2 separate regions of the Homo sapiens genome follow, and region 2 is linked to region 1. Evidence: chromatin loops called from intact Hi-C (ENCODE). Cell type or tissue: PC-9. All regions are shown on one strand. Each heading gives the region's core, and the rest is flanking DNA. Links, peaks and the distances in the headings are about the cores only. Region 1 overlaps AQP7 (aquaporin 7). Region 2 overlaps NFX1 (nuclear transcription factor, X-box binding 1).

Region 1 (11,141 bases), core at 3,581-7,580:
TCCTCTTCTGTGGTTACCTCCAGCATGGGAGCTGGGGTTGGATGGGGGCCAGTGGAGGGTCACCTCGCCCTGCTAGGGAGAGCAGCAGCATTCCTCAGGGCTCCTAAATTCCCCTGACCTCACAGCAGCAAAAAGTAAGCAGAGGGAATGAGAGATGTCCAGGCATGGAATAAAACATCTTCCACTTTTCAGCTGAGACCCTCTGTTCATAGCTCACCCATCCCAGTCTTTGCTCTATTCCTTACCCCAGAGAAACAAAACCAGGGAGGAGTAGATGGAGGGGGATGCAGAGTTGCGCGGATAATCCACTGGCCCCCATCCAACTCCAGCTCCCATGCAGCATCGTATAGGGGTCTCATTATCCCATGAGCAGCCTCCTCAGCCCTGAAGAAGAGACCCTACCAATGCAAGCAGCAGCCCAAAGACAGTCCTGGGAAGGTACCATAGAGGCAGGGGAGAGGTAGACAGAGCAGGGAGCCAAGAACACCAAGGAAATCCTGGAAGCCTGGCTCCTTTCTCATCAGCACACGGCAGGCAACAACCAGCCAATGAACCAAAGATTTATTGAATCTACTATGCCTACTATGTTCAGGCACTGCAGTGAAGGAAACTGGTATGATCCCAGCCCTTAGGAAGAAAAACCGTTAATTAATTATTAATCAAGCTTTTTTTTTTTTTTTTTTTGAGACAGGGTGTCACTCTGTCACCCATGCTGGAGTGCAGTGGTGTGATCTCAGCTCACTGCAACCTCTGCCTTCTGAGCTCAGGCAATCCTCCCACCTCAGCCTCCCCATTAGCTGGGACCACAGGCGTACACCACAACACCTGACTAATTTTTGTATTTTTTTTTTTGTAGAGATGAGGTTTTGTCATACTGCCCAGGCTGGTCTTGAACTCCTGGGCTCAAGCGATCAGCTCGCCTCGGCAAGTGCTGGGATTACAGGCGTGAGACACTGTGCCTGGCCTAACTGAGCAATTACTATGCAGTGTGATGAGCATTGCCCCAGCTGAAAGAGTGGGCACCGTGGGGCATGTGGAAGAAGTGAATGGCCTAGAGGAGAGGGTAGGAGGCTCTCCCAGAGAAAGGGAAATTTAGGTCAAGAAAAGAAGGCTGGTGGGTAAAGGAGCCTCTGGGGAGGCAGGGGACCATTCTGGGCGTAGGACTGGCATGTGCAAAGGCCTGCAGCTAAGGCAGTACGTGATGTGCAAGGATGGGCTGGCCAGAGGAGTTGAGGGGCTGGTGTCAGCTTCCGGGCATGCAGACAGTGAGATAGCAGAGTGACTAAGGCCACACTTAGAGGTATCTGTATCCCTCTTCTTCCTCTTTTTTTTTTTTTTTTTTTTTTGAGATGGAGTCTCGCTCTTGTTGCCCAGGCTGGAGTGCAGTGGCAAGATCTCGGCTCACCACAACCTCCATCTCCCATGTTCAAGCGATTCTCCTGCCTCAGCCTCCAAAGTAGCTGGGATTACAGGCATGCGCCATCATGCCTGGCTAATTTTGTATTTTTTAGTAGAGATGGGGTTTCTCTATCTTGGTCAGGCTGGTCTCGAACTCCCGACCTCAGGTGATCTGCCCACCTTGGCCTACCAAAGTGCTGGGATTATAGGCGTGAGCCACCGGGCCCAGCCCCTCTTCTTCCTCTTTATCCTCCAGGCCCACCCCGCCACCTTCCCCAAACTCCAGTCCTATACCTCTCTCTATATGCAGATTTGGGCCCTGTTACTCACCTGTTTCATCTACCTTTCCATCTAACCGTGCACTTAACTCAATATAAATCAAGTGCCAGGCCCTTTGGGAAGCTCTGAGGATCTAGTTGGGAGTAAGACAGATTCCCCAGTTTTCACTCATTCAACAAATACTTATTGCACATCTACTATGTGCCTGGCGTGGTGCTGGGCACTGAAGATACACCAGGAAGTAGATCCAGTCCTTCCTTTTCTCCCTCCCTCTCTCTTGGTCATTCATTCATTCACTCACTCTCTCACAAACCTCTGTTTGCACTGACCTGGTTGCACAGCCTGGTGCATTTTGCTGACCCCTTCATTTTTGACAGAACCTGGCGCTTGTTTCAGCGCTCAGTGCTGTTTATAGAGCTCGGCAGCAGACTTTGTCACACCTCATGCTGTTTGTAGAGTGCCTCACTGTTGCCAGGCCCTGGCCTGTGACCCCAAAGTTCTGGCTCTAGCAGATAGGCAGACGGACAGACGGACAGACATAGACAACTGAGCTCCACTTTCCAGCCTGCTCTCTCCCACCCTGCTTTTTTCCAGAGGCTTGTTGGCACCGTGGATTGCACTTTCAGCTCCCCACCCGCCCATCTGCAAAGTGGCCTCATTGGTGTGCCATTTTTACTGGTCCAGTCCCAACTAGAAGGGGCATGGCCTGGCCATCTACCCCAGTTCCTCTCCATGTCCCCGTGGCTCTCAAGTGTCTCCAATTCCAGCTGTCCCAGCTGCCCTGCGCAAGAGGAGGCGTGTGTGGGCGAGGCTGCTGGGTTACCTATTAACTCAGCTGGGAGTTGAAGAGCCGATGGGCAGCAGGCAGACTTGAGTCTCCTTTCTGTCCATGGGCTCGGGCCACTGTCTTAGGTCCACCCGTGGCTCCAAAATGGTCTCCTGGTCCGTGATAGCAAAGATCCAGGAAATACTGCAGAGGAAGATGGTGCGAGAGTTCCTGGCCGAGTTCATGAGCACATATGTCATGATGGTGAGTGGGTGGGCAGCACGAAGTGGGTGGGGCTCCGCCAGGGCCGTCCATGACCCCCTCCCCATGCTGACCCCATGGGTCACATTGTCCATTCCTTGCCTCTGAGCTGGGAGCCTGGGGAAGCAGCAGAGGAAAGTAAGGAGGGGGGGCTTTCTCATCAAGCCTTTTTGGACAGAAAGGGCTCATAATATGTGGGGGTCAAATGAAACCATGCACTGGGGTATCCGGGGCACGGCTGGAAATGGGGAGAAGGGAAACCCAGGATAAAGAGATTGAAGAGGCCCAGGTGCGGTGGCTCATGCCTGTAATTCCAGCACTTTGGGAGGCTTAGGCAGGTGGATCACCTGAGGTCAAGAGTTCGAAACCAGCCTGGCCAACATGGTGAAACCCCGTCTCTACTAAAAATACAAAAATTAGCTGGGCATGGTGGCGGACGCCTGTAATCTCAGTTATTCAGGAGGCTGAGGCAGGAGAATCACTTGAGCCCAGGAGGCGGAGGTTGCAGTGAGCTGAGATCACACCATTGCACTCCAGCCTGGGTGACAGGAGCGAAACTCTGTCTCAAAAAAAAAAAAGAAAAAAAAAAAAAAAGAGAGAGAGAGATTGAAGAGAAACTTGATGATCGGGCTCTGATAATGAATCCAGAGGGCAGTGGGTGATGTTGAAGGCTGGCAAGCAGGGGAGTGACATGATCAGATTTGGGTTTTAAAGGTAATTTTGGGTGCAGTGTGGAGCATAAGCAGAACAGGCAAGGCTGGCAAGAGGGAACCAGTTAAGAGGCTGTTTTTGATCTGGGACAGAGAGAAGGTGATGACTGGTTTGGGGTTGGAGAAGAAAGCACATGTTTGAGAGGGCTGTGGAAGACAGAATCAGGGAGACTCTGCCAGCAGAAGATGTGGGCAAAGCGCCGATGAGCTGTTCTGGAGCACGGGGCCCAGCACAGGGTGAGAGGTGAGATGCCTGTGGGGAAATCCAGGAGATAGTTAAACACATGCAAGGGGCTGGAGCTCAGGAGAGGCTTGGTCTGGAAGGAAAAAGTTGAAGTTCATCACAACACAGGTGGTAGTTGTCAATACTGTCCAGAGACAGTGTACAGAAAGAGAAAAGGATGGGTTGAGGACAGAGCCCTGAGGAATGAAGAAGGGCATGCAAAGGAGCCTGAGAAGGAACGGTCAGAGAGGTGGGAGGAGAACCAGAGCAGACTGCATGACAGAGGGGGGCAGTGGTTCCACCAGGAAGAAGCCGTCAGCGGCGTGGGCAGCGGCAGATGGGCCACGCGAGGTGAGTACTGGCAAGAGGCCTTTGGGTTTGGCAACGTGGAGGTTGCTGGTAACCTTGACAAGGGCTCTTCTTTAGTGTGTGATTGGGACAGAATCCAGACTGCAGGCGGGATGTGAGGTTGCTCCCTCTCCACCTGCTTCAGCCCTGCCACTTACCCCAGCGAGCCTCTGCCCTTAACGTGACTGTAGCCATGTTTATTGCATCTTATGCAGGGTCCAGGGTCTAGAGAAAGAAGGGGCAGCCTCTGGGAAGGGAGGCAAAGGCAGCCAGGTGCATGCTAGAGGAAGGTGGGGTGAGAGAGGCTGTTTGTGTGTGTGGTGGGGCCCATGGAGCTCAAGGGAGACAGGAAATCGGAACACCGGGGTTCTTAGCCTGACCCTGCCACTGAGTGACCAGTTGGCCTTGGGCATGTCTCTGCATGGCTTAAAGCCTGACTTCTCACTTATATCATGTAGAATTAGGCTTTCGTGGGCTTTGGAGCTGTGTTTGAATCCTAGCTCTGTTATCTTCTAGCTGTGCGACTATCCACAAGTATCTTAACTGTTCACAAATTTAGCTTTCTTATTTTTGAGACAGGGTCTCACTCTGTCTCCTAGGATGGAGTGCAGTGGTGTGATCTCAGCTCACTGCAGCCCCCACCTCCCATACTCAAGTGACTCTCTTGCCTCAGCCTCCTGAGTAGCTGGGACTACAGGCGCGTGCCAGTGTGCTCAGCTAATTTTTCTATTTTTAGTAGAGATGGGGTTTCACCATGTTGGCCAGGCTGGTTTCGAACTCCCGAATTCAGGTGATCTGCCTGCCTCAGCCTCCCAAAGTGCTGGGATTGCTGGCGTGAGTCACCTCGCCCGGCCCACAACTGTAGCTTCCTTATTGGTTAACAGGAGCACTAACATCAAACTGGAGGACTTGTGTGAAGAAGGCCAAGTCTCAGCACCCAGTACACCTGTGGTACCCATGTATTGGTCCCTTGTTATTAGGACGGGTGCTCTAGCTGCTCTCTCCTCTCTGCCTCTAGCCCTCCTTTGCTCCTCTCCTACCTCCCCACCTGCTTTGGCTCCTGAGCTGTGAGGACAGCAGTTGGATCCTGTCCCTCCTTAATCCAGGGCAAAGTAATGATCTTATCACAAGACATTCCAGCCCCATGAGGGCTGTTAACCCTTGGAACCTCGGAGGCAGGAGGGTGCGTCCTCTGAGAGCTGTTAGGGAAATAGGCACCGCCCACATGCTTGATACCTGCCCACATCTGTGTTCCTCTTCCTTTTGTTGAGATTTTCATTGAGCACCTAATGCATCCCGGGCTCTGTGATGCTAAGCCCCTTACGTGCAGCATCTTCCCAAATCCTCGCAATAGCCCTGTGAAGTAGGTACTATTATTATCCCAGTTTCACAGATGGGAAAACTGAGGCTCCTTGAGACTAAGCCTTTTGCCCAAGGTCACACTGTAAGTCAAGATTAAATCCAGTGCAGTCTAATATCACAGTCTTTTTTTTTTTTTTTGAGATACAGTCTTGCTTTGTCACAGTGGCGCGATCTCAGCTCACTGCAACCTCCATCTCCCGGGTTCAAGCGATTCTTGCGCCTCAGCCTCTGGAGTAGCTGGAATTACAGGTGCATGCCACCATGCCCAGCCAATTTTTGTATTTTTAGGAAAGACGAGGTTTCACCATGTTGTCAAGGCTGGTCTTGAACTCCTGACTTCAAGTGATCCTCCCACCTCGGCCTCCCAAAGTGCTGGGATTACAGGCATGAGTCACCGTGCCCGGCCCAGTATCACAGTCTTGACCGTTAACCTCTATGCTCTGTCCCTTAGCTTAAATATTGCCAGCTTTTGAAGACTCTGGCTTGTTAATGCTCCCCCAGCCAGGGTAAGGTCCTCACTTTCAGGTAGTTCAAGATGCCTCTCTCGGCCTCAGTTTCCCCATTTATAGAGTGGGAGAAAAATTCTTGCCGTGCAGATTTGCTGTGAGGATTGAAGACAGTAGCACTTGTAAAAGAACTTTGTGAGGTGTAAGCCTATATCGGACATTGTGTTGTTGTTATTTTTAGTTGCCAGGCTGTGCCAAGAAGTGAGGGCTTTTTGTTTTTGTTTTTATATATATATACAGGAATCTCAGTGAGTCACCAGGGTGAAGGTTTTGCCAAAAAAGCTAGTGTGACCTTGGCCCCATTTATTGCAGCCAGGATGAGGGAAGTGGACTGATCCATGTTGCAGCTTCCAGGGGTGTTGCCCTTGGAGCTGGCCTCCTGGCTGTGGGGGAGAGTTGGATGGGCTGGGCCACATTCACTGATCAGGGAGAGGAGGGGCTGGAGCCATCCGGGCCCTGGAAAACCAGCCATACACGTGAGACACGGGGCAAGGGTTGTAGATCACATGCTACGGGGGCCAAGAGAGCGGCAACTCAGGGCGGTGGGGACTTTGGCTGGCTGCAGAGTGCCAATCTGTGCAAGGCTGTAGAGCTGCCGCCACTCCAGCTGACTGTTGCCATGGAGAGTGGAATGCAGGCCAGTGTTGCCTGAGCTGCTCATTTTTCAAGAGAGAAGGAAACTTCTGTTCTTCAAAACCAAGTTATCTAAACAAAACCTGTGCGCTGGATGAATTACGTGCATGAGTTGCCAGTTGGCAACCCTGACACAGGGAATCATGTGGGGTTCATTCACTCACCCAGTATTTTATTTTATTTATTTATTTTGAGACCGAGTCTCACCCTGTTGCCCAGGCTGGAGTGCAGTGGTGTGATCTCAGTTCACTACTCTGCCTCCCAGGTTCAAGTGATTCTCCTGCCTCAGCCTCCTGAGTAGCTGGGATTACAGGCATGTGCCACCACGCCTGGCTAATTTTTTGTATCTTTAGTAGAGACGGGGTTTCACCATGTCGGCCAGGCAGGTCTCGAACTCCTGACCTCATGATCGGCCTGCCTCGGCCTCCCAAAGTGCTGGGATTACAGGCGTGAGCCACCGCGCCCAGCCTATGCTCATCCAGTATTTTTAGCACATGGTATTGGAATGGGGGAAAGGCCATGGGGGCCCCTCTGTTTTCAGACCCTCCATGCCTGCTCCAGTCCCTCTACCTCTTGACCCTGCCAGCCTGTCAACCTGTCCTGGCCTCACTCCCCCCTGCACCCCCATCTGTTCCTGTCCTCTCCTGCTGTATCTTATCCTGGATCTGAAGCCAGCCTAGCTCTGGGCTCCCCTGCTTCTGTCCTGGGGCTTCTGAGGGACCCAGTGGGCCCTGCTCAGCTGCCTCTCCCCCACCATATCTGGGCTATTTCACATTTTCTCAGACTTCCCCAAAGCTGCTCTGTACTCTGACTTTTTTTTTTTTTTAAATCAGCAAATGGCTTGATCTGCTGCTTGACAGGTAAAATAATCAACACTTCCTGTGTTCAGCTCACCCTCTTGTCCCTCTCACCACCAGACCCATTAACCACCCATGTATCCACATATCACCCCTTGGCTGGGGCGGGGTCCTCTCCTTCCTGGAGGACCCCTCCACTTCTGCACCAATCCAGCTGTCCAGCCTATTCAGGTACTTTACTCTGTCCTTTTTCTCTGTCCTTTATCTTCAGCCTGTCCCTCTCTCAGCCTATAAATATACTGAAGTTTCTCCACTGAAAACAACACAAAATGAAACATCCCTCCCTTCACCCTGTCAGCCCCTTCGCGGGATCATGTTCTCTCTCCCCCGCTCCTCAGGCGAGTTCTCGAAGAGGAGTCTACACTGGTGTCTTTCAACTCTTTTTCTTTCTTTTCTTTTTTTTTTTTTTTTTTTGAGACGGAGTCTTGCTCTGTCACCCAGGCTGGAGTGTAGTGGCGTGATCTCGGCTCACTGCAAGCTCCGCGTCTTGGGTTCAAGCAATTCTCCTGTCTCAGCCTCCTGAGTAGCTGGGATTACAGGCAAGCGCCACCACACCTGGCTAATTTTTGTATTATTAGTAGAGACGGGGTTTTGTCATGCTGGTCTTGAACTCCTGACCTAAAGTGATCCATCCACCTCGGCCTCCCAAAGTGCTGGGATTACAGGCATGAGCCACCGCATCCGGCCTGGTCTGCCTTCTTACCCTGTACCCTCTCCTGGGGCCTTCTCCTCTGACGGCTTTGACTTCGGCCCTCATGTCTACAATTCTCCAGGTTTTCTCTTTTATCAACTCTAGAACAGAGTTCTCCAGGGGAAATACAATACAAGCCATCTGTATAATTTAAATTTTTCTAGTATCCACATTAAAAAGGTAAAAAGCAACAGGTGAAATTAATTTTAATAATTAACCCATATATCCAAAATCCTATTTCAAGATGCAGTCAATGTAAAATTATTAGGATATTCTGGCCAGGCATGGTGGCTCACACCTGTAATCCCAGCACTCTGGGAGGCTGAGGTGAGAGGACTGCTTAAGGCCAGGAGCTCGAGACCAGCCCGGGCAACATAGTGAAACCTCATCTCTACACAAAATAAATTGAAAAAATTAGCTGGGACAGGGCGCAGTGGCTCATGCCTGTAATCCCAGGACTTTGGGAGGCCAAGGCAGGCGGATCATCTGAGGTCAGGTGTTTGAGACCAGTCTGGCCAACATCGTGAAACCCTGTCTCTACTAAAAATACAAAAAAATAGTTGGGCATGGTGGCGTGCACCTATTATCTCAACTACTCGGGAGGCTAAGGCAGGAGAATCACTTGAACCCGGGAGTTGGAGGTTGCAGTGAGTAGAGATCGTGCCATTGCACTCCAGCTTGGGCGACAGAGCAAGACTCTGTCTCAAAAAAAAAAAAAAAAAAAAAATTGGCTGGGTGCCGAGGCACATGCCCATAGTCCCAACTACTTGGGAGGCTGAGGTGGGAGGATCACTTGGGCCCAGGAGATGGAGGCTGCAATGAGCCCTGATCATGGCACTGCACTCCAGCCTGGGTGATAGAGCAAAACCCTGTCTCAAACATCAAACAAACAAACAAAACAGTGGCACAAGAAAGCAAGGCATGCATGGAGCAGCACAGTTGTTTGGTTTGAGGCCATCTGGCACAGGTAACTGCCTGGATTTAATCCTGGCTCACCAGGTACAGGCTGTGTGACCTTGGACAAGCCATTCAAGTTCTCTAAGCTTCAGATTACCCTCTGTCAAGTGGGGGAGAATAATAGTGCTTAAGTCATAAGATTGGTGTTAAGGGTTAAAGGAGGTGATCAGTATAACTCGCTGGCATGTAGGCAGTGCTCAATAAATGGTTATTATTATTTAGTAGTAATACTATTGCTGAATACAAAGAGTATTGGGGCAGATATGAAACAGGCAGAAAGGATGAAATTATGCAGGGTCTTCAATGGTGGCCTACTGAGTTTGGACTTTATCCTAGAAGTGGAGGAGAGCCAGTGAGTGAGTCTGGGGAAGACGCGATGGGGTTTTTGTTAGGAAGATCACTCTGGCTGCAAGGAGGAGGCTGGGTGAGGTTTGGGGAGAATGTAAGCAGAGCTGATTGGATGCTGGGGAGGATGGCGAGGAAGCTCTCATTTGCAACATCTGTTTCTGGCTCGGCCAACGGGGATGGGGAACATAGAGTGAGGAGCAGGTGTGCTGTGAGATGGCGAACCTTCAACAGAGCCTGAGACGCCCGCGGAACACCAGGAGAGTTCCAGTGGGGATTTGCAAATAGGGATCCGGCTCCCCCGCGGAGATGACGGGAATTTTAGCGCATCAGGCATAGCTGAGACTGTCTACGTGGTAAAACCATGCCTGAAAAGACCTTTGGAAAATCAGGAGGTTGCTGGAGCCCTTGGAGAGAGCTTTGGTGTCTGTGACATGTGGAAGTGGAAGCCAGATTGAGGAGGGGGTGCGAGGGAAGGGGTGAAGCAGCTGGCCAGCGTGTTCTCTCCTGCGGCCTGACTGAAGCAGGGAGGAGGCAACCAGGAACCCACAGCTGGAGAAGGACGCTGGGCAGGGGTGGGACAGTTTGCTGGGAAGGATGAGACTCCAGTGTGTGGGAGCCGATCAGTGGGAGGATGGAAGGTATGGGGGAGACGGAGGCCTCTGCAGAGGGAGAGGATAGCACAGGAGCCAGGGCTGAAGGGAACAGTGGCTCTGGACTGAGGCTAATGGGCCTGAAGGTAGGCCCCTTCCCCTGTGAAGGCGTCATTATCTGAGGAGCCGTGAGGGATGGGCAAGAAGCAGCAGCTTGGGAATGCCGCCTGAGGTCAGTGGAAATGAAGCTGAGGGCAAGACAGTTAGGGCCCCACTGTTCCAGCATTGTGGGAATTGCGGTGGAGTGTGTGTGTGTGTGTTTGTGCAGGGAGGGGTTCCTGGCAGAGTCAGGCACGGATGGATTTGGAGGTCCCTTGAAGAAACTTCCTTCAGGCCAGCCTGAAGTGTGAGAGACTCTGAGGGGGTGCAATGCATGCCAGCCATCCCCTCCTCGCAGCCCTGCCTCACCCCAAAACTTCAGGTGGGCCTGGGGCTGAGGTGCTTGGATGTTTGTCGTAAGAGCTTCTAACTCTGCCGCTCCACCCGGCTCTCAGTGGCTCAGGTCTGAGAGGCCTCAGCAGGGGCAAGGAGAGGAGGCAGTGAGGAGGGAAGGCTCTGGAGGAAGAGGGCGTGGCAGCGGGTCTTCGAGGCAATGCCAGGGAGGCCCAGGGCATGGGGGTGAGGAGCTAGAACTGAGCTCTGAGCCCTCCTCTGAGGTTGGGGCTTCTGGGCAGGCAGCCCCCTTAGAGGCCCTCCCTTGTAGGTATTCGGCCTTGGTTCCGTGGCCCATATGGTTCTAAATAAAAAATATGGGAGCTACCTTGGTGTCAACTTGGGTTTTGGCTTCGGAGTCACCATGGGAGTGCACGTGGCAGGCCGCATCTCTGGTGAGTGAGCCCAGGCCCTGCCGGACCGGGCAAGACCAGGTGTCCCCAACAGGCTCTTTCCTGCCCGCCTCAGCCAGCTTCTTTGCCAGCACAGCCAGTGCCTCAGCCTGGCCACCGGGCGGGAGGAAGTCTCCTCTGAACCCCGTGCCTATGACGTGTTTGCCCCAGATTCTTCCTGGGCCCCCCGACCTACCATTTTCACTGGCTGGGTCATCTTAGGCAAGCCATCGCCTCTGTGTTCCTCAGTTTCCTTGAGAGTGAAACGAAGATGGTGGCCCCTGCCTCACGGGGTGGTTGTGAGGGCTCAAGGAGAGAGCTCTGTCAC
Region 2 (11,141 bases), core at 2,867-6,866, 62 kb after region 1:
ATGCTGGCATGTTTATACATCTGTATGAATAGGGAAAAAGATCTGAAACCCTAACTAACAAACTACTATTAGAGGGCAAATTTTCATCTTTCACTTCATATTTTTTTTTAAACTTCATAAGTGTATTAATTTTGTATTTTTTCAAATTATGTTTTTATTATTTTGTTTTATTGTTTTAGAGATAGGGTCTCGCTCTGTCACCAGGATAGAGTGCAATGGCACAATCACAGCTCACTGCAACCTCAAACTCCTGGACTCAAGCAATCCTCTGCCTCAGCCTCCCGAGTATCTAGGACTATGGGCACATGCCACTATGCCTGGCTAACTTTAAAAATTCTTTTGCAAAGACAGTGCCTCACTATGTTGCCCAGGCTGGTCTTGAACTCCTGGCTTTAAGTGATCCCCCAGCCCTGGCCTCCCAAAGCATAAGGATTACAGATGTGAGCCACTGCATCTGGCCCAAATTATGTTTTTCTTGTTTCTTTTTTGATACGGAGTCTCACTCTGTCGCCCAGGCTGGAGAGCAATGGTGTGATCTCAGTTCACTGCAACCTCTGTCTCCTGAGTTCAAGTGATTCTCCTGCCTCAGCCTCCTGAGTAGCTGGGATTACAGGGGTGCGCCACTGTACTTGGCTAATTTTTGTATTTTTAGTAGAGATGGGGTTTCACCATGTTGGCTAGGCTGGCCTTGAACTCCTGACCTCAGGTGATCCGCCCACCTTGGCCTCCCAAAGTGCTGGGATTACAGGCATGAGCCACCAGGCTTGGACCCAAATTATGTTTTTAATAACCAAACTTTTTTTCCTTGATACAGATGGCACACTGAACCAAAAGTTTAAATACGGTTTTGAGGCAGATATTGCTGGGTACCTCCCAAACGGCCACTCTTCTCTTTCAGGCAAAGACAGCCTTAATTTTGTTCAGAAACTGGGAGCCAGTGTGCTCCTCAGTTCCAGGGGTGGATGTTGTGTACCTTTACCCACCATGGTAATTCCATTCACTTTGCTAGTTACAGGTTTAGGCAGAAGAATTGGACACAGTGTACTGAGAACCTTTCAGGACTGTTTTCCTTGCTCTTACATAGGAAGAGAACAACAACACTCTCTTCATGGATTTTGTTTAGATGTTGTTGGGCAGAGACCCAATGTGTGAAGCTGCAGCAGCTAACATACCCACGAGGAGAAAATCAAGAAAACCACAGAGAAGCCAAATTGAAGTCTTCAAAATCACTGAGCTAAAATTAACCAATCTCGGACTTGTTCTGCCTCCAGATATCCTATCAGGTGTGGCAGTAAACACCCTTATCGTAAAAGTCACTTTTTCTTGGGTTTTGTTACCTGCATCCAGAAGCTTCCTAACCAATACAGCTTTCTTTCTGACTACAGTAAGACCTTTTATTTTGCATATCCTTATCTTCCATCACTTTTCCAAAAAGGTTTTAAAATGGCTTCAACAACAGTATGTGTCGGTTATAAAAACAGGAATCGAGGCCGGTGTGGTGACTCATGCCTGTAATCCCAACACTTTGGGAGGCCGAGGCGGGTGGATCACTTGAGGTCAGGAGTTAGAGACCAGCCTGGCCAACACAGTGAAACCCCGTCTCTACCAAAAATACAAAAATCAGCCAGGTGTAGTGGTGGACACCTGTAATCCCAGCTACTTGGGAGGCTGAGGCAGGGGAATCACTTGAACCTGGGAGGTGGAGGTTGCAGTGAGCCGAGATCGCGCCACTGCACTCTGGCCTGCGAAACAGAGCGAGACTCCGTCTCAAAAGGAAAAAGAAAAAAAGTTCAAAGTATTTTACAGTGAACATCCATATGCCCATATCTAGATTCTACCATTAACATATTTTTTCATATACATATCCATTCTTCTACCTACCCACTAATTTTCTTTTTTAATGCATTTCAAAGCAAGCTGTAGACATGAGTGCACTTAGCTTATATTTTTCAGCATTTCATCAATTAGAATTCAATTTATATTTTTTTCCTTTTGAGGTGAAAGTTATACCACAAATCTTAAGTATGCCTTCACTGAATTTTGACAAATACATAACCCAACTCCCTAACAAGATTCAGAGTGACGACACTTTCACCCCAGAAATTCCCTCATGCCCCACCCCAGTCATACCTTCACTTTTGAGACTGGTACATGGAAGCTCCTATGGAAAAAGAAAAAGAAATGGTAACTACTTTAGGAATAACTAAAATAATACAACTATAATATAATGCCATAGGTAACAAGAATATCCCAAATATCCCATACTTCTCTGATAGTCACTTATTCACCAACTTCACTTGCCATGTCTGGAGCGAGCCTAATCCCTATATGAATGAGCTTTACTCACAAGAGGACTCCAGGCTTACAGACTTTTCATGAAAATACAATTCTAACAATTTTTGTGGTCTGGTCTCCAAATTCACAGTAGACTAATAATTACAAAATCTAAATAGAAAGAGGGCTGCTAAAGGCATGCAAAGGAAAGAGAAGTCATCACCAAACAAGGGTACAGACAGAAAAAGCCATAAAAAGCAGATATAAGAATTGAAAACAGATGACAATCTGTACCATTTAATGCAGGGACAAACGGCTCTACACACTTCAGAGCACACCTGATAATATCACAAAACTACAGCAAAGTGAAATAAAGCAGGATCTTTGGTTTGGCCTCTAAAGTTTGGTTTCCACTACATGTGAGTGGTCTAAAAGGTCTATCACGTAATTTTGCTAAGGCATGATCCTAAAAATCGTGTGTAGTGATGATGGTGTGTGGGAAGGAAGTCAGTCACTTGGGGTAGAATGAGTCTGGCTAGCTGCCCGGCTTCTACATCTGATTTTGGCTTTGATGTCATTTACAGGTTGCCATGTACTCAGAAATGAGAAAAATGACTTTAAAAGTCCCCTCTTCGTAAAAATTATCCTGAAAAAAAAAAAAAAAGCAGCTACTGAAGTTGATAACAGATGTGAAGAAGTCTAAGCAATAAAAGGTTCTTGGCTGGAAAATATACATTTCAGATAAAAAATGAGGTGTCTGGGATTGATGATATGAAAAAGTTCCCTATATGCTCTCTACAGATATAAAGCAAAAGTGACTCATGAAACTGAGTTAATGCTCCCATCAGTGAACACTGGATTATATGGAAGAAATGATATGCAGGAGTGGTTATCTACAATTGTCAGGAAAGGCAGAACTCCCATAAATTCCTGCACATGAATTACCATAAAGACTTAAATATAGCATGCTTTATGAAGACATAGACACAGCATACATTTATCAGAATCCCACCAAAGTGATGAAATGAAAACAACCTTTGAAGTTTTAAGAAATGTTTTATTTATCTAGAAAACTCACTTCTGTGGAAAAGCCCATTCCATTACCAAAACCATGTCATGAAAAATCCATATTCATGAAAAATCTAGTTAAACAATGAGGTGATAATTATCAGCTTATTTTTTTTATTTTTTTTTTGAGACAGTCTTGCTCTGTTGCCCTGGCTGGAGCGCAGTGGTGCAATCTCGGTTCACTGCAAGCTCCACTTCCTGGGTTCACACCATTCTCCTGCCTCAGCCTCCCGAGTAGCTGGGACTACAGGCGCCCACCACCGTGCCTGGCTAATTTTTTGTATTTTTAGTAGAGACGGGGTTTCACCATGGTCTCAATCTCCTGACCTCATGATCCGCCCACCTCAGCCTCCCAAAGTGCTGGGATTACAGGCGTGAGCCACCACACCCAGCCAATTATCAGCTTTTTGAAGAGTTTTTTTTTTACTTTGTCAAACAGGTTTAACAGAGTTTGTATTGACAGTGAGCTCCTCCTGCAATTTAAGGACTTCTACTTGCAAAAATTCAACTTACACATAGCTTTTCAAGAATACACTCACTGCCATGGAGTCCACTATTAGAGGGAGTGAGGACAAAGAGTCAATGAGAAGCAAGAAAACGTAGAGATAGAAAGAGGGATTGTGGGAGAATGAAGAAAACTGACAGCAGCCACTTCCAGCTTACATGTCCCAACCCTGCTTACAATTTTCAGTCACACAGATCACAAAGAGCATCTCTGGGCATTACTAAATTTATGATTGCCAAATCACAGCATCTCAGTCTTTAATACAGTATTTACAAAGTACAAAAGTGGTCCCATACCTGACATTCAAAAATGCCTCTGTTATCCTATGTATATTGTAATTTCTTTCAGGAAAAAACCCATATATGATTACACAACTTTTGTAACATGTAAATTATACTACTTTTCCCTTTTTTCTGAAGTTTTCCTATTAAACTAGCTTCCCATTTATGGACTATATCCTCAGAATTATTCGCAAGTCAGATGCTGCCAGACCCTGCATTGTGTTTAACAGAACCAACGGTTCACAATTCTGTCTCCACCCTGGCTTGTACTCTACTGGGACAAATGTTGATATACACTAAAATGACTAAGTAGGTCAAAGAGCAGGATAAATCAACACTCAGTGTGTTCCCCAAGCTGAATCACCCGAAGACTTTTTATAACATAAAGTCTGATGAAAACTATCCAAGGTAGGCTGGGCACAGTGGCTCACGTCTGTAATCCCAGCATTTTGGGAGGCTGAGGCGGGTAGATTACCTGAGGTCAGGAGTTCAAGACCAGCCTGGCCAACATGGTGAAACCCCACCTCTACTAAAAATACAAAAATTAGCCAGGAGTGGTGGTGCACACCTGTAATCCCAGCACTTTGGGAGGCTGAGGCAGGAGGATCACTTGAGGTCAGGAGTTTGAGACCAGCCTGGCCAACATGGCAAAATCCCGTCTCTACTAAAAATACAAAAATTAGCCGGGTGTGATGGCATGCACCTGTAATTCCAGCTACTCCAGAGGCTAAGGCATAAGAATCACTTGAATCTGGGAGGTGGAGGCTGCAGTGAGCCAAGACTGCGCCTCTGCACTCCATCCTGGGTGATGGAGTGAGACTCTGTCTCAAAATAAATAAATAAAATTAAAAAAAAAAAAAGAAAAATAAAAACCATCCAGGCTTTCACCAGAAAGTAGAAACTGACAAAACAGATGTACAGTGAAGAATTAAACCTTACTTAAAGAGAGTCTGGCCTTTGTGCTTGGCTTCTGAGAGGTAATCTCTAAGCCTAGTGGAATGCCATGCCTGATATAAGTGTCATTGTTTGCCTGGAGTCTTGAGTCACTGGATAGTCCAATTACGTGATTTAGGAGCAGGCTGGCCACACTGGATAGTTTTAGGGCAGGGGTTTTGGGTCACATGGTATCGGTACACCTCGGGAGAGACTGGAGACTGAGATTAGCCACATGGGCAGTCAACTATGATTGCACAATAGAGCACCAATAAAAACTGAACACACAGGTCTGGGTGAACTTTCCTGGTTGGCAATATTCCATGTATGCTGGCACACACTGAAGCGGAGAGAGTAATACTTTCCTGACTCCACAGGGAAAGGACAAATGAAGTTCCACCTTTGGTATTTTTTTGGACTCTGTCCTACATACTTCTTCCCTTGGCTGATTTAATCTGTATCCTTTTCCTTGTAATAAAACTGTAACCTCCTTGTAGTAAAGCTCTAACCATGAGTGTAACCACCAGCAAGTTCGGTGAGTCCTTTTATCAAATTATCAAGCCTCGCAGGTGGTCTTAGGGACCACTGAACTTTCAATTGGTATCAAAAGTTGGTGCCACAAGTGGGTGGTCATATGGACTGTGTTTCCTCTAACTTCTTAGTTGGCTGACTCCTTGCAACAGTGCTACTGTTCCCCTTTTCAGACTATCACACCTGTATTTGGTAGAGTGATCTGTATATTTGCCTTATCCCACTATAGGCCTCTGGACCTTGAGTGCCACAACCACTTCCCATACCTAATCTACTGAGGTTATTTTGATTCCTCCCCTCCCATAATCACCATTTTAAAGAAAACATTGATGGCAACAACTCTAGCATTGTTTAGGATTTACCTTTGTTCTGAAAGAGCATCTGCAGGAAATAACTGATGTGCGAGAGCATGGTCCACAGTCTCCTTCATGGCAGAGCTTTTCACAGGTATGAATGAAATCTTTAATAAAAACGAAAAGAGCTGGAAATGAAAACTGCAACTACTCATTTTCATACTCCCAAATTTGCTAGCCACACTGGTCTTCCCCTCCATGCCCTGCAACTCCAGAATCAGAGTTGAGGGAAGTATGCAGTCAATGCTTCTTCCCTATCTTCCCTTCATCTGGCAGACTGGGCCTTTTCTGACAACTTCAGGGCCCAGCTTAGACACTGGAATATGCTTTAAAGTATACGACGATTTGCCTAAGTCAAAAAAAGGCCAAGTGTGGTGGCTCATGCCTATAATTCCAGCACTTTGAGAGGCTGAGGTGGGAGGATCGCTTGACCCCAGGAGCTCGAGATCACCTGGGAACATGGTGAAACCCTGTGTCTACCAAAAAAAAAAAAAGCACAAAAACAAGAAATTAGCCAGGAGTGGTGATGCAGGCCTACAGTCCCAGCTACTCAGGAGTCTGAGGTGGGAAAATCTCCTGAGCATGGGACGTTGAGGCTACAGTGAACTGTGATCGCACCACTGAACTCCAGTCTAGGTGACAGAGCAAGACCCTGTTTCAAAACAAATAACAAAAACACAGAATAAATCTTCTTTTTCCTCAGGCCCCACATCTCCAGTGTAGACTTGAATCTCCCTAAAACTGTAGCCATGGATGACTTTAGTGGAATGCTGTCGACTCTGAAAGTCATCTGGGGATTATAAATAATCAGAAGCCATGATCCACAGTCTGACTGACTAGAGCTCTGTGAATGTCTGGTGGTGCCTGCATCCATGCTGCTAAACTAGGTTTAGGACAAGTCCTGTTTCCAGGACCCTATGGGGATCACCTGGGGTCTCTTATGGCTACTGTTTACATGGTGTACTTTTTCTATTCTTTAACTTTCAGCCTCATTGTATCTTTGACTATAAAGATTGTCTCCATGGCCTGGTGCGGTGGCTCACGCCTGTAATCCCAGCACTTTGGGAGACCGAGGTGGGCAGATCATGAGGTCAGGAGTTTGAGACCAGCCTGACCAACATGGTGAAACCCTGTCTCTACTAAAAATACAAAAAAATTAGCCAGGCGTGGTGGCGCCCACCTGTAATCCCAGCGACTCAGGAGGCTGAGGCAGGAGAATCGCTTGAACCTGGGAGGCGGAGGTTGCAGTGAGCCAAGATCATGCCACTGCACTCCAGCCTGGGCAACAGAGCAAGACTCCATCTCAAGAGAGCATATAGTTGGATCTTGTTTTTTAAATCCAGTCTAAAAAATTTCTGCTTTTGGCTGGGTGCAGTGGCTCATGCCTGTAATCCCAGCACTTTGAGAAGCCAAGGTGGGAGGACTGCTTGAGCCTAGGAGTTCGGGATCAGCCCAGGAAATAGAGTGAGATTCCACCTCTATAAAAAATAAATAAATCAAAACTCAAAAATATCTGCTTTTGCTCAATCCATTCACATTTAATGTTACTGTTATAGCTGGATTTATGTTCGTCTTTTTTAGTTTTCTGTAAGTCTCATGTCTTTTTTGTTATTCTAATACTCCTTTCCTATTTTCATTTGCATTTTGTCAATATTTTTTATAGTGTAATTCCCTTAATTATATTTTTCACTAAATGTTTTGAGTTATTTTCTTAATGGTCCCTCTAGGGCTTACCATATACATCTTATCAGAATCTACTTCAGATTTATACTAACTCCAGTAAGATACAGAAGGTTTACCCTTACACAGCTCTATTCTTCTCCCCTTTTGTGCAGTTATTGTTATACATATCACATCTATATGTTATAAACCCAATACTACTTTGTTAGAACTTTATATAATGTTATATCTATTAAAGAAGCTGAAAAAGATAACAAATATATATATTTATAGCTTTATTAATTTTTGGAGACAGGGTCCCACTCTTGTCACTCAGGCTGGAATGCAGTGGCATGATCATAGCTGACTGCAGTCTTGAACTCTTGGCCTCAAGTGATCCCCCACTTTAGCCTCTTGAGTAGGTGGGACTACAGGCACATACCACCATGTCTGGGTAATTTTACAAATTTCTTTGAGGGATTAAATCTCACTACGTTGCCCAGGCTGGCCTTGAACTCCTAGCCTCAAGTGATCCTTCCACCTCAGCCTCCTGAGTAGCTGGGATTACAGGTGAGAGCTACAGTGCCCAGCTTTTTTTTTTTTTTTTTTTTTTTTAAAGACAGAGGCTTGCTCTGTTGCCCAGGCTGAAGTGCAGTGGCATGATCTTGGCTCACTGCAGCCTCTGCCTCCTGAATTCAAACAATTTTTGTGCCTCAGCCTCCTGAGTAGCTGGGATCACAGGCATATGCCACCACACCACACTAATTTTTGTATTTTTAGTAGAAACGGAGTTTCACCATGTTGGTCAGGCTGGTCTCAAACTCCTGACATCAAGTGATCTGCCCACCTTGGCCTCCCAAAGAGCTGGGATTACAGGTGTGAGTCACTGCGCCTAGCCCCCCTCTTATACAAAATTTACCACTTATGGCTTCCCTCATTTGTTCCTGTAGGTTTGAGTTGTGATCTGGTATCATTTTCTTATTCTAACACAACTTTGATCCCATCTATCTCCTTTATGCTATAATTATCAAATATACTTCTACAGGTTATAGGCCTAAAATATAATTTTATACATATTATTTTATACAGTTGTTTTTTAAATCAGTTGAGAAGAAGAAATATGCATTTATACTGCCTTTTATGATTACATAATCATCTTTACTAGTGCTCTTTGTCTTTTCATGTGGATTTGAAATTCTATTTGGGTTTACTTGCTTATAGCCTGAAGAATTTCTTTTAGTACTTACTGTAAGGCAAGTCTGCCTGCTAGCAATAAATTTTGTTTTTATCTTCATTTTCTAAAGTTAGTTTCATGAGATGTAAGATTCTTGGTTGACAGTTTTCTTTTTTTCTTTTTCTTTTTTTGAGACAGAGTCTCTCTCTGTTGCCCAGGCTGGAGTGCAGTGGCGCAATCTCGGCTCACTGCAAGCTACGCCTCCCGGGTTCATGCCATTCTCCTGCCTCAGCATCCCGAGTAGCTGGGACTACAGGTGCCCGCCACCATGCCCGGCTAATTTTTTGTATTTTTTAGTAGAGACAGGGTTTCACCGTGTTAGCCAGGATGGTCTCAATATCCTGACCTCGTGATCCACCCGCCTCGGCCTCTCAAAGTGCTGGGATTACAGGCGTGAGCCACCGCGCCCGGCCAGTTGCCAGTTTTCTTTCAGCACTTTGAATATGTCATCCTACTGCCTTCTGGTTGTGATGTGTTCTCCATTGTTTCTGATGAGAAGTCCACTGTTAAGCTTACAGAGGTTCCCTTGTATGTGATAAGTCATTTTTCTCTTGCTGCTTTCAAGACTTTCTCCTTATCATTAACTTTTAGCATTTTTATTATATGTCTAGATGTGGATCTCTTTCCTACCTGGAGTTTACTGAGTTTCCTGGATGTGTAGTGTTTTTCAATACATTTGAAAGTTTTTATCTATTATTTCATTAAATATTTTTCCACTTCTTTCTACTCTCCTCCTCATATTCCAATTACATGTACACTGATACAGTTAAAGGTGTCCCACATTTCTGAGGCTTTGTTCATTTCTCTTCATTATATTTTCTCTCTGTCCGTTGGGTTATATAATCTCTTTCTTTTTTTTTTTTTTTGAGATGGAATCTCACTCTGTTGCCCAGGCTGGAGTGCAGTGGCACAATCTCAGCTCACTGCAACCTCCGCCTCCCAGGTTCACACCATTCTCCTGCCTCAGCCTCCCGAGTAGCTGGGACTACAGGTGCCCGCCACCACACCTGGCTAATTTTTTTTTTGTATATAGTAGAGACGGGGTTTCACCATGTTAGCCAGGATGGTCTCGATCTCCTGACCTCGTGATTCGCCTGCCTCAGCCTCCCAAAATGCTGGGATTACAGGCATGAGCCACTGTGCCTGACCAAATCTCTTTCAATCTATTTTCATGTTCACTGATCGTTTCTTCTGCCAGCTCAAATCTACTATTGAGCCCCTTTAATGAAGTTTTCTTCTTCCTTTGAGAAAGGGTCTTGCTTTCTTGCCCACCTGAAGCGCAGTGGCATGATCATGGCTTGCTGCAACCTCAACCTCTTGGACTCAAGCAATCTTCCCACCTCAGCCTCCTGAGTAGCTGGGATCACAGGTGTGTGCCACCATGCCCAGCTAAATTTAATTATTATTATTTTTTTTGAGATGGAGTCTTACTCCCTCGTCCAGGCTGGAGTACAGTGGTGCGATCTCGGCTCACTGCAACCTCCGCCTACTGGGTTCAAGCGATTCTCCTGCCTTAGCCTTCCAAATAGCCAGGATTACAGGCGTGTGCCGCCACACCCAGCTAATTTTTATATTTTTAGTAGAGACGAGATTTCACCATGTTGGCCAGGCTGATCTCAAACTCCTGATCCCAAGTGATCTGCCTGCCTCAGCCTCCCAAAGTGCTGGGATTACAGGCATGAGCCACTGTGCCTGGCCTAAGTTTTTAAAATTTTTTGTAGAGATAGGGTCTCACTACGTGCTCAGGCTGGTCTTGAACTCCTGGGCTTAAGCAATTCTCCTGCCTCCATCTCTCAAAGCACTGAGATTCAGGCATAAGCCACGGTACCCAGCCTAATGAATTTTGCATTTCGGTTATCCTACTTTTAAACTTCAGAATTTCCATTTGGGCCTCTTTTAAAACTAGTTTCTATCTCTTTATCAATATTCTCTATTTGATAAGACATCATCTTCACATCTTTCTTTACCTCTTTAAGTATGGTTTCCCTTCAATTCTTTGAAGATATTTATTTATTTGTTTTTTTTTGTTTGTTTTTTTTTTTGAGATGAAGTCTTGCTCTGTTGCCCAGGCTGTAGTGCAGTGGCGCAATCGCGGCTCACTGCAACCTCTGCCTCCTGGGTTCAAGGGATTCTCCTGCCTCAGCCGCCGGAGCAGCTGGGACCACAGGCGCATACCAACATGCCCAGCTAATTTTTGTATTTTTAGTAGAGATGGGGTTTCACCATGTCGGCCAGGCTGGTCTTGAACTCCTGACCTCGTGATCCTCCTGCCTCAGCCTCCCAAAGTGCTGGGATTACAGGCG

The links. Peaks named below come from ENCODE experiments on the same cell type or tissue, not always from the same donor. Only the 100,000 strongest peaks of a DNase experiment are listed, where the experiment ranks them.
Region 2: it touches region 1 in a loop (4-fold over the local background); 1 of 110 quality-filtered maps calls a loop at or near these places.

Annotation. Positions count from the first base shown.
Region 1 is chr9:33,386,644-33,397,784 of GRCh38, reverse strand. It overlaps AQP7 (aquaporin 7), which reads left to right. Exons shown (of 8, transcript NM_001170.3): 3 at 2,590-2,707; 4 at 10,693-10,816. Among named protein-coding and RNA genes, the nearest start is that of AQP7, 10 kb to the left of the region's middle. RefSeq lists enhancers at 6,100-6,394, 5,921-6,707, 6,708-7,495, 10,721-11,141. In PC-9, for the core only: no CTCF peak of the experiment used is centred there; DNase peaks (open chromatin) are centred at 6,074 and 6,524; H3K4me3 peaks cover 487 bases; H3K27ac peaks cover 1,562 bases.
Region 2 is chr9:33,323,492-33,334,632 of GRCh38, reverse strand. It overlaps NFX1 (nuclear transcription factor, X-box binding 1), which reads right to left. Exons shown (of 24, transcript NM_002504.6): 10 at 5,955-6,052; 11 at 2,131-2,161. Among named protein-coding and RNA genes, the nearest start is that of NFX1, 39 kb to the right of the region's middle. In PC-9, for the core only: no CTCF peak of the experiment used is centred there; DNase peaks (open chromatin) are centred at 4,482 and 5,272; H3K4me3 peaks cover 352 bases; H3K27ac peaks cover 3,338 bases.